2 separate regions of the Homo sapiens genome follow, and region 1 is linked to region 2. Evidence: chromatin contacts called from ENCODE Hi-C or POLR2A ChIA-PET data. All regions are on one chromosome and are shown on one strand. Each heading gives the region's core, a stretch centred on a gene start or an enhancer-like site at or near the end of the contact. The rest is flanking DNA. Distances are from core to core; before and after follow the strand shown. Region 1 holds the start of ERICH3 (glutamate rich 3). Region 2 holds the start of LRRC53 (leucine rich repeat containing 53).

Region 1 (6,037 bases), core at 3,075-5,574, 160 kb after region 2:
TGAGGGATATAAAACCACCATTCCACCTCTAGAACTCATGCACAACCCACAAACACACACATAAATAGCAACATGAGTGAGATTTAGCAAACTAGAAGGACAATCAATTGTAATTTTCCACTCTAAAACAATTTCATTCAAGATAGCAATGCTGGAAATGGTATTTTATAGTTGACTTCTACGAAATTATGATGCAGCTCAGATTCAAAATCTCTATTATCTTTGGCAGAAGTTTTAAAAACCATTTTTATTTACTCCTAACTCTATCTGAACAAAGCCGGCACAGGCCCTTTGCAATTTTTACATCAAGTGCTTCATGCTGTAATTAAGTAAGCAATGGAAATCAAAGGAAGCACTAAGAGAAGGAATCAGGACATCATTTATTGATTGGTGGCATTTGAGGGATTTAAAATTTTTGTTTTAGTGTATAACTGCACTTTGTTACCATTTTACCCTTAAAATGTAACAAGTACAAACTGCTTCAGTAATGATAGAAAAGCCTTCTCAGCTTTAATGAAACCTTTTATTTGCTACTGAAACTTTTATTATTTCCAAATGGTAACATAAGCAAGAAAAAGTCACTACTTTTATTTGAGGAAAAACTTTAGCAATTCAAATAATTTTGTTCTTGGGTGAATTTTAAGACATTTAGATTTGTTGTATTTGTGCTTATTGTTTTCATTTACTTTTGATAAATTACAACCAAAAAATGTATACACACACACTATTACGAAATTAGCCTCTAATCATCTATCAAAATACTAGATACTTACATGCAGCCATCCTCTATCAGATGTTGGTCTGATCCAACACAAATTTTTATATATTTAGGCTCCTGCACATCTCAGTTGTTGACCATGTGAGGCAACATAGTGTGATGGTGAAGAGAAATGACTCTGATCCTATATTGTCTGGCTTTGTATTCCAGCCCTTACCCTTCCTAGCAATGCTACCTCTAGAAACTTCTCAGTCCTTGTTGCAGGAAGTCAGGGACCCCGAACAGACAGACTAGGTGGAGCCACAGCAGAGGAACATAAATTGTGACGATTTCATGAACATTTATCAGTTCCCAAATAATACTTTTATAATTTCTTATGCCTGTCTTTACTTTAATCTCTTAATCCTGTTATCTTCGTAAGCTGAGGATGTACATCACGTCAGGACCACTGTGATAATTTTGTTAACTATACAAATTGATGTAAAACATGTGTGTTTGAACAATATGAAATCAGTGCACCTTGAAAAAGAACAGAATAACAGCGATTTTTAGGGAACAAGGGAAGACAACCATAAGGTCTGACTGCCTGTGGGGTTGGGCAAAAAGCCATATTTTTCTTCTTGTAGAGAGCCTACAAATGGACATGCAAGTAGGAGAGAGATTGCTAAATTCTTTTCCTAGCAAGGAATATTAATATTAATACCCTGGGAAAGGAATGCATTCCTGGGAGGAGGTCTATAAACAGCTGCTCTGGGAGTGTCTGTCTTATGCGGTTGAGATAAGGACTGATATAAGCCCTGGTCTCCTGCAGTACCCTCAGGCTTACTAGGGTGGGGGAAAATCTCCGCCCTGGTAAATTTGTGGTCAGACCATTTCTCTGCTCTCAAACCCTGTTTTCTGTTGTTTAAGACGTTTATCAAGACAATATGTGCACCACTGAACATAGACCCTTATCAGTAGTTCTGCTTTTGCCCTTTGCCTTGTGATCTTTGTTGGACCCTTATCATTAGCTCTGTTTTTGTCCTTTACCTTGTGATCTTTGTTGGACCTTTATCAGTAGTTCTGCTTTTGCCCTTTGCCTTGTGATCTTTGTTGGACCCTTATCAGTAGTTCTGCTTTTGCCCTTTGTCCTGTTCCCTCAGAAGCATTTGATCTTTGTTCTGCTTTTTGCCCTTTGAAGCATATGATCTTTGTACCTACTGTCTGTTATTACACCCCCTTCCCTTTTGAAACCCTTAATAAAAAACTTGCTGGTTTGAGACTCAGGTGGGCATCACAGTCCTACCAATATGTGATGTCACCCTGGTGGCCCAGCTGTAAAATTCCTCTCTTTATACTGTCTCTCTTTATTTCTCAGCTGGCCGACACTCATGGAAAATATAAAGAATCTATGTTGAAATATTGGGGGCGGGTTCCCCCAATAAGTCCTCAAATTCCTTATCTGTAAAAATGAGGGTAACTAAAAACCAGCATGAGTGGGAAGATTTAATAAGGTAGTTCATATAAAACACTAGAATGGAGCCTGGCACATCGTATGCACATAATAAATATTTAGTTCTAACACAATTTTCATTTCCGAATACATGCATCTCTAGATTGGATGCACCATCCGGCAATACCATTTATTCAGCACACATTTGTTGAGTTTTATTTTGTTCTGAACACTGTCCTAAGTGAAGGGATCAGAGAAATTAATACAATATGGTGCCTACTTTTCAGGAGCTTACCATTTAAGTGCAAAGTATTTGTTGCCATCTTAACACCTTTCCTGAAGAGTACCATGAAACATACTCTTGCATTAAATCACAAATTTCCCTTTTCCCCATAGGCTTGGAACTAATGGAACTTCAGAAAAATTTGACTTCAGTTTCTGAAATCTTAATCATGCACAGTTTAATCAATAGCTACATTTTTCTCACATTTTAAAATAGATTATTAAATGGTCTAATCAGATTCTAACTAGCCAAAAACTTGAAAAACATAGGAAGACAACCATGACTGACATATTTATTTTCCCAAATGCAAACATACTGCAAACATCAGCTGCTGAAAAATAGTGCTATTTGCATCTTACGTAGCATCTTACATGACCCACAGATAACTAAAAATTGCACAGGAGTTCAGCATCAAAATGTTAAAAAGTACCTAAATTAAATTCAACTTGAGATAAAACAAAAAGTTTATGTAATCATAGCTATATCACTTTTCTAAAAGTTCTGAAACTGATTTCCAACGTGGCACCTTATATGGCTTTAGTTTTTTCAAACATTTTCATTTACGCCATTACACTCAGAGAATTCATTAAAAAGTAAAATCTTGAAGTTTGGGTATAAGTTCCAACACAACGACTAATGTGGTACTTCAAACATCACAAACTCCAAATGATCTCAAATATGTTGTCCTCTGCTAATTTGCTGCTCCTAAAAATGTGCAATAAATGCAATTAAAAAGGAAAGTGCCTTCAATTTAATTGCAAGATTGACTAGGATATTTATCTTCTTACTAGATGTATCATAATAAAAAATCGTCTAATATGCATTACATTGTTTAATTCAGGAGGAAATTGGATATTCTCCCTTCCAATAAAAAAAGAAACTTTTTTTTTTTGCAACAGCCAATAATGACGGTGTTCTTTCTAGAATACATTGAAAATTGCCAAAATAGGTTATCTAAGGGGTTCACCTACCTAAAGCAACTGAAGATCATGAGTAAATACACAGGCACACAACTCCTCCCTCTCTTTTCCTGTGCCATATAACCTTCCTTTATTAAAATACTTTTTAAAGACCCTTATGGTCCTTTTGAGATTGGGCAGAAAAAAATCCCTGAAATAATACCCCCTTTTCCCAATGAAACATCTTTCAATACTGAATGAACTCACACCTCGCTTATATGTAAGCTAAGGTGAGAATGCATCTCTCATTCTCAAATCTCCAAACGAATTCTTATTTTGGTAACCTCTTCTTTTGCATCTAAACACACATGTTCCACACCACAGGATCTTCTTGATCCCAGCGAAGGTCCTTGCTTAATGTATGCGTTTTTCACTTCCATTTTTTAATCCTTCCAGGGTGAAAATTTCAAAAGGGGCGAACGTGGGTGAAAGAAACGAAGAAGGGGAGGGAGGAGACATGATGCCTGGGATTTCTGCCATCCTCGCTGCAACCCAGAATTCGTATATATTTTCCTCTCCCCAGCCCTCCCCCTCGCTCCCCTCTCGCCCCTTCCCTCCGCAGCAGGAGGGAGGAGGAGGGGCAGCTGGCTGAAGCCGCCACCTGCCACAGCGTGGAAAAGCTCCAGTTGTCACTTACCCAGCGGGGTGAGAATGGCTCATTTTTGCAGGATCCCTTTTGGACCCCGCGGCAGGTGCGGAGGGTGGGTGCGTGGGGCCCCGTGCGCGCTGGCGCTGCGACAGTCGCGCTCGAGGGGTGGCTCCGCACCGAGGTCCCCTGTGCGCGGGCACCTGGGCTGGGCCGCCGCCGCCCCTGGGCGCCCGGGCTACCCGCAGCCTCCCGGGCTCCCACCCTCCGTTGGTATCCACAGCTTCCCTGTTGCTAAGGGAGGAGAGAGGCAAGCGCCCAGGGTCTGGAGAAGCGGAGGCGCTACTGGAACCGAGCCTGCGGAAGCTGGAAGTGAAGCCAGCTTCTACCCCTTTTTCTGGGCCCTGATAGGGAGGAGACCCAAGCAAGCCCCTGCTCTGTTGCTCTAGGGCGCGAGTTCCCCAGGTATCTGTAACATGAAAACACAAACACACTCGTGCACACACACAGGCACACCCACACATTTTGGCTGGCGTGCTTCCTGCTAGGCCCTGGGGAAGGAAGGACTGGGTAGCGGCTGAGGGTAATAAGAGCAGGGAGCAGCTACTGCGTGATGCGGTGGTTTCCAGTGCTAAAACAGCGATTGCAAATTTGAGGGAAAGAAGGACGTCTCTCAATCTGTTTTGGGTTTTGAATTTGTTTCTGCATCTGTAAGGCATTACAATCGACTCATTTTCTCCTTGGAAAACCCCTATCCTTCTTCCTAGCTGAGGTCCCCACTTCCAGTGGGCAGGGCTGACAGAGCTGGCTTTCAGAAGATGGGGGAGACGCAGTTATTCAGTAAAGCACCCAGAAACAGTACTTACATTGGAATCCAGTACATGGAATGCAGGGCTTAGATGAAGCAGCCTGGATTTAAAGGAGGATCTGAATGTGGAGGAAGTTTAAGCACTAGACTTAGATAACCTATTCTTGTTTTGTTCATGCTTGGTCAGGTGTTTTGCAGAATGACTTGATCTCTGGCCTCAGGTTCCTCATGTATAAGTGAAGGGTTGGACGCATCAGTGGTGACTGAGCTTTCTAGGGTCTCTATTCTGGGTCAGCCACATTTAGAGGTGGGAAGAGCATCACCTCATTAACGTCATTCTGCTTTTCCTCACGTGGTAAAGACCCACTGAGTATGACAGAGTTCAAACTCCTTAGTGTGACATTCAGGGGCCCTCATCACCTGGCCCCAGTGTCTTTCCCGAGCCTGTGTGACCACTTTCTCCACTACCTTAAACTCTAGCAAAACCAAACTCTTGCGCTATCCCTCTAGTGGAAACATACTTTCACCCTTGACTACTTGGAAAACTTCTATTCATCCTGTAACACTTAGCTTAAACACTTCCTCTTTGACATCCTCAGGTGTGCTAATGACTCTGGCCTCAGGGGGCCACTCGGCTGGGATATGCCTGTTTTGTGCTTACCCCCTGTATAACACTTGCTGAAGTAGATGCTGCCTTTTCTACTCAAATGCAAGCTCCTCCATTTCATTTTGTACATCTATTCCATTTTTCTATATTCTCAGAAGGAAGCAACAGTTTAATAAATGTTTGCAGCATGAGTGAAGGGAAAAAAGGAAACTCTTGAGTGGTGGCATTTGTAACGAGTTGTTACTAAATGCTCTCCTCAGCCTTTTATTGAGCATTTACTATCTCATTTAATCCTCATCTTCATTTTATGAGACAGGTTTTTTTCTCCATTTCATAGCTATCAAAACTAATACATAAAGAAATTAGTTATTTTTTCTGACATCTACAGTGGCTTCCAATGGGAAAAACTAGGATTCAAATCCAGATCTATCTGATTTCAGCCTACAAATGCCTTTAACAATTACAAGTTGATTTACTTTTCCGTGGCCCCTATAAATTGCCAGAGAAGCCAGATATTCTATACCATTACAGGTTTTGGACCTGAGTGACCAGAGCCATTCCAAGAAAAAAAAAAAAATATGATGCTAGCCCAATAGCTTAGGTCCTGAGACTGAAGGATTCAAGGCTGCTTCAGAGCCCAACTG
Region 2 (5,822 bases), core at 36-2,535:
GGGACTACAGGCACACGTCACTACACCCTGCTAATTTTTGTATTTTTAGTAGAGATAGGGTTTTGCCATGTTGGCCTCGAACTCCTGGTCTCGAACTCCTGACCTCAAGTAATTCACTCTTATTTTCTTTATTTAAAGAATTAACAATATATTACTTACAGGTGGAAAACACAAATGTATGTGTCATTTTCCCTATTACGCTAGCCTCTTCACTGATCTAATTCCATTGGATATGCATTTATCTATCATTTATTAAGCAGCTCTTATATATTGAATCATGTAGTAAATATTGGACACCCAATGATGGATTAGAGATCTCTTCAGTCCTGGGGGAATTCACAGTTTAAGGGAGGAGGTCAGAGAAACACACAGGAAGATAAGTACTGAGCCATGTGTAGGAAGCCCTGTGAGCCTGAGAAGAGTCAAGGTAGGCTTCCCAAAAGCCATCCCGTTTCACTTGAGTTTGGCAGAGTTAACCAAGCAGAGAAAGGAAGAAAGAGTGTACTAGGAAAGGGAAGCAACAGGGACAAAGGCAGGAAAGTGGGAACCTGCACAGTACATTTGGGAACAGCAAAGGGTTGAGTGTGGGTAGAGCAGAAGCTATAGATGAGGATCTAAAGTCAATAGAAGTAGAAATAAAAGAACATGGAGTCAAGTAAGTTCAGTACCCAAGGAAAATCGGAAGGAAGAGGGCAGCTTTCCTTCATGCAGCTTCCCTTCCAGTCACTGAGACCTCAGACTCTTCTCTTCATTCAGGCAGTGAGCATGAAAAGATCTGGATGGGACTGGATATAGCAGCCACCAGTCTTTATTGAAATAGCCCTGGGGCATGACTCGAACCTGTGAGGGACCATAAAGGGGCATGATTTCTGCAGCTGTGTTTACTGTCAGTGATTGTACAGACTCAAACATGGAGCTAGGGATAATATGGTAATCTAGATGAGACATGAGTGACATAGACACAGTAGAGCTCCACCTTGAACCCAAGATTGGCCCCTAGAACTGTGCAAAACAGGCAACACTGCAGGGTGGCTCATGGCACTCAACTATTCCTGCACTGATGACATTCCTGTACTGATGACATCACCCACATGATCATCTGTTTATAAGTCTGTCTCTTTAAATGGTGAGGAAAGAGAAATAAAGGTGTAAAAATCCAGCCATCATAACAAAAACACCAAAAGAAAGAAATTAACTTACCCAAAGGTCTCACAGCTTGTAGTTTGTGAATCTCTACATTAAAAGGTGGATGATGAATCTGAGACCTACTGAGTTAACTGTCCAGCATCTCAGCCATATGCCTTATTCCTCTTTATATGCATCTCCACTCCCACACCACCCCCTCCTGGCTTCATCCTTTAGTGCCTGGAATAACGCCTGGCACATGGTAGTTACTCATCAGAAGTCCACTGAGTGAAAGAACAAACACCTACCACTGACGGGTTGCTATTTATACCATTCTGTCTTCACTGTTGGGAGCTTCATACTGTATTCTTCAAAATGGGCACCCCCTGCAGCATGCCTCACTCTACAAGGAAAACTTCTCTGTTAACAAGCCTTATGATGGGGTCACTATGTGATCACCTAAAGCTGGCCTTTTCTGTCCCTCATCCGGGTAAATGGCTCACCGTGGAAAACTATAGACGACTTTTGCCCTTTCACTAACATTCCTCTTGATAAGACACTTAAAGAGGAAAATAGTCTTGACTCTTTAAAGTTGATGCCAGTTTGGGGCTGTTAACAAAGTCAAGGGATTCTGTTGTTAGAATCAACCTAGCACACAGCTTGCTCAGTCGATACTGTTTCACTGGCCTGAGATTACAGCAGAGGTAGGTGCCTAAGATGAGGAAATGGTTGTGGAGAAAGAGTCCGAATGACCCAGAGGTCCACGTGTGCTTTCCTAGTTCGTTTATTCAGCTGATATTTATTGAGAAATTATACCGGGATGTGGAAATTTACTGAGTCCCTGTCCTTTCATTATTTTAATCCAGTGCACTAGGTGTTCTTATCAGAGTGAGTCCATGAAATGTTGGGGATGCAGGGGCACTGGTAGTAGGAGTTGAGAACCTGATGATGACTGTCTTTGCAATGTTCCCTCAGAAGAAAAGGTTTGTGCAGAAGGCACATCCCACTTCAGACTCCTGCACATCTGCAGAGAACTTTGCATTCTCACTGCAAGAGGAGTTCCTCTTCCTTTCATTTTTCTTCTCTTTGTCTTCCTTTTTTTCTCTATGCCAAACCTAAGCAAATCTGCTTCATCCAGAGGCAGCTGGCGCTACTATGTGGGAGTGTTAAATGTTTAACATCTTGTCACTTGCGTAACTGATGGAGTCATCCTTTTTGTTTCAGAGTTTCATGTTTAGGGGTTGAAAAGCTAGATTGATGAGCATTACCAGAGAGAAATATTTTTTGGAAAGTAAGTGAAGCTGATGACACATTACTTTACAGTTTAGTGAATTTCAGCAAATCTAATTCTATTATCCTGTCAAAGTTTCACAAAAAGGAGACCTGAAAGCATATTTTAGATGAATCTTTAAAGATTTCAAGAAGCCACAACCGCATCTGCAAAGCTCAGATGCATCTGGTGCTGACAGACCTTTGTTTTTCTATAGACTAAGGGGAGTAAATAATCTTCCAAAAACTAATTAAGTAAAGTTATCTTTGGTTGTACAGTGCCTGCCTCTCTCTCCCTTGAAAAGGTTGTCAGCCAGTAAACGATAACTGCGTTTTTCAATTCAAAGGCTATTCGAAGTTTGCATAGCCAAATTTACCCAGGCACACCAAAATAGAAGCTTCCTTTATGAATCATAGAGTCTTGTAATGCAGATTTTATAGAGCATTTAAAGCCAGATCATTTATGTCCTTGTTTATTTTCACAATCAAGTATAAGATACGGTCTAATAAATACATTCTGACCAAAATGCTAGGAGCAATTGTTTTAAAGCGTTTTCACACAATTCTATGTATTTGTCAGAGGCTTACAAGCTGACAAGCTGAAAGCGCTTTGTGATGCTTTTGGCAATTTGTGTGATTGTGTATACACTTGCACAGAAGTTCCTTATCGAGAGGAAGCATTTAAGTAAAAAGGGGAGCATTAATGAAAAGGTCCATTTTAATAGAAATTGCTGTTGTTCTCTACTATCTAACAATTATTCACTTAAGAAGAAAAGTCTTGATAGAATTTATTGAGAACCTACTATGTACTAGTACACATATTATTAATATAATATCCCCAATTATTTGCTAGGTAGATATTATCTCCATTTTGAAGATGGGAAAACTGGTCAAAACAGGAAACATCTTCTGAGATAGTAAGGGGGGAAGCTGGGATTGACTCCAGTCTATCTAATCCCAAAGCCATGTGTGCTCTTTTTAGGACACCATAAGAAATTCTGTTTGGAACTCATGATAAAAAACAAGATCAAGACTGTGGTAAAAATGTGAAGGGGTATTGTGGGTTGAATTGTATCCCCCAAAAAGATATGTTGAAGTCTCAGACCCTGGTACCTCAAAATGTGACCCTATTTGGAAACAGGGTTGTTGCAGATGTGAGAAGTTCATAGGAGTTTATACTGGAGTAGGGTGGGCCCTTAATTCAAGATGACTTGTGTCTTTATAAGAAGAGCACAAAGACACGCAGAAGAATGGCATGTGAAGATGATGGAGGCAGGGACTGAAGTGCTCTACCTAGAAGCCAAGGAATATAAGGATCGTAGCCCTCACCAGAAACTAGGACATGGGCACAGAATTTTCCTCAGAATATTCCTTCAGAAAGAACCAACCTTGCCAACACCTTGACTCTGGACTTTTAACCTGCATAACAGTGAAAGAATACATTTCTGTTGTTTGAAGCCTTCAGGTGTTTGGAACTTTCTTATGGCAGCCCTAGGAAATGAATACAGAGGATGACATAACTTCATAGAGCTTAGGAAGAAAACAAACTCCAGACTGAATGTTAGGTCAGTGCCCTTCCTGAGGGTCATAGTCATGTTATTTTTCCTTCATCATTTGGGACTATGCGGAAAACCCACACCTAACCCAGTATGAGACTTGAAAGACATTTTTTGGTGCTTTGTCAGAAAATAAATATATGGTTAACCAAAGTTAAGGTGAAATTCTAACGTTTTATCATGCCAATACATATAGAAATGATACTAGGAAAGGGTGTGCTATTTGACTGAAGTTTCTCTGATGGTTGCTGTTGGCAACCAGTTTTACAAGAGGCACAAGTCTAATTAGGGCAGAAGTCAGGAAGAGATTGCAAGTAATTGAGGTCAGACATAACTCAGGGTGGGCAGGTGGCTGACATCCGATGTAGTCAAACTAAGGGGATCATGGTTTGAGGTGGGCAGACACAACAGGTGAGGGATGGAGACTGAACACTGATGGAAATAACTAAAAGCTGAATCTGGCAATGACATTCAAGTAGGTCAAAAAATAAGTATGATAAAAGCTAAGGGAAATCTGAGGTTTTTCTCTTCAGAAGCCTAGTCTTCCTAAATTGGCTATTTCTTTAGACTGGAGATCATTAGTTATTAAAAGGACTATACTTACACCTGCCAACCTAATGCCCCATAGTGCCAGTTTACCTCCTGGCTGCCTTCAAGGTTCTGATGTCTGACTCAGTTGAGAAGAAGGGACTTGCCTTTGCAGAAAATGTAAATGGAGAGAGTAGTACTGATGTCTTTAGGAGCCTCACTAGAGGGGAAGGAAAGGACAATCAACTTACTGGTGAAGCCATCTTCTGTGGATCTTTGAGTTGGAACTAGGCTGAGAATGTAGGTCTGAAGTGCAAATCATCCCTGTTCTTATTGATAATAACTCTGGTATTTCAAAATTTTTAAAAATATGGTCATTTATTTCTGTTCTGAAATTTCCCATTAGCCAGGAAAAAAAATTTTGACTAATGTTGAAGACTACTCAATGAATGTTGCTATCCATTTGTTTGTTCACTCATCTGCTCAATCACTATTTACTTGGATGGGGAAGGGATTCATAATTTCTAGATATGTTGCTAAATGATGAAAATAAAGGAAAAATAAGACATGGTTTCTGACTTAAGATGAGAATAGTTGAGTCAGGAAGGCAATATCAAATCCGTACAATACAAGGCATGAGGTGTCACAGTAAAGAGATGAAGTCCTTTTACTGTGGGGCTTAGTATGTGAGAAAAACTGTGAGAAAGAAGTTCATTGTGTGTAGAGCCTGCCTATATGAGGCAGGGAGCAATAGAGGATGAGGCTGGAGAAATAGACCCAGGCCTGCTGCTTGAGACCTGGACCGTGGGACCTTGCTACTATGGGCCATGGGACCTCAACAGTAAGTGGCATGGTCAGCCACGTTTAAAAAGAAGGACATTTCCACAGCTTGGTTGAGGATGGCTTGTATATTCCCCATCACTAATTCCAGCATTATTTCTCCAGTAGTAATAATGAATGTGCCCTCATATAGCCACATTTCCCCAACCCTTATTATAACAAGTTAAGGCAGCTTACTTCTGGGATTTTTCAGTGTTGGAATATTCTACATAGATGAAATGCCCTTATTGCCAGTTCACAAAAATGATATCAACAATTGTTAACTACATGATAGACAGTATTTTCTCCAGCAACCTCTCTACAGAAGTCTAAAAGAAATATTTACAGTCATGCTCCCATGAGCATCATTATGAGAAAACACTGATAGCAATTCAAAAAAATAAAAACAGAAACATTCTTGTCCCCAGCTCTGTTGATGGGGATTATTTAATTCAGCTTTTCCCCCACCCCTATTTTGGTAGATGCTGTTCATTATTATGTATTACACAAATCATTCTCAACACC

Evidence for each region. A loop is a pair of places that touch in the nucleus more often than their neighbours do. ChIA-PET counts read pairs that join two places held with the same protein, here RNA polymerase II (POLR2A). Pooled maps may share reads with other maps.
Region 1: a map of dorsolateral prefrontal cortex shows a loop between it and region 2 (15-fold over the local background). The contact joins the promoter of ERICH3 here to the promoter of LRRC53 in region 2. A Hi-C loop is called at or near these places in 9 of 168 maps with a recorded cell type or tissue (Caco-2, GM12878, HCT116 and 6 more), 31 of 37 single-sample maps with no recorded cell type and 17 of 50 pooled maps. POLR2A ChIA-PET finds 5 or more read pairs at or near these places in 1 of 52 experiments (OCI-LY7).

The regions. Positions count from the first base shown.
Region 1 is chr1:74,669,468-74,675,504 of GRCh38, forward strand. It overlaps ERICH3 (glutamate rich 3), which reads right to left and starts at 4,325. Exons shown (of 15, transcript NM_001002912.5): 1 at 4,030-4,325. The coding sequence starts at 4,052.
Region 2 is chr1:74,511,326-74,517,147 of GRCh38, forward strand. It overlaps LRRC53 (leucine rich repeat containing 53), which reads right to left and starts at 1,286. Exons shown (of 5, transcript NM_001382280.1): 1 at 1,201-1,286. All of the region lies in intron 25 of FPGT-TNNI3K (FPGT-TNNI3K readthrough), which reads left to right. All of the region lies in intron 23 of TNNI3K (TNNI3 interacting kinase), which reads left to right.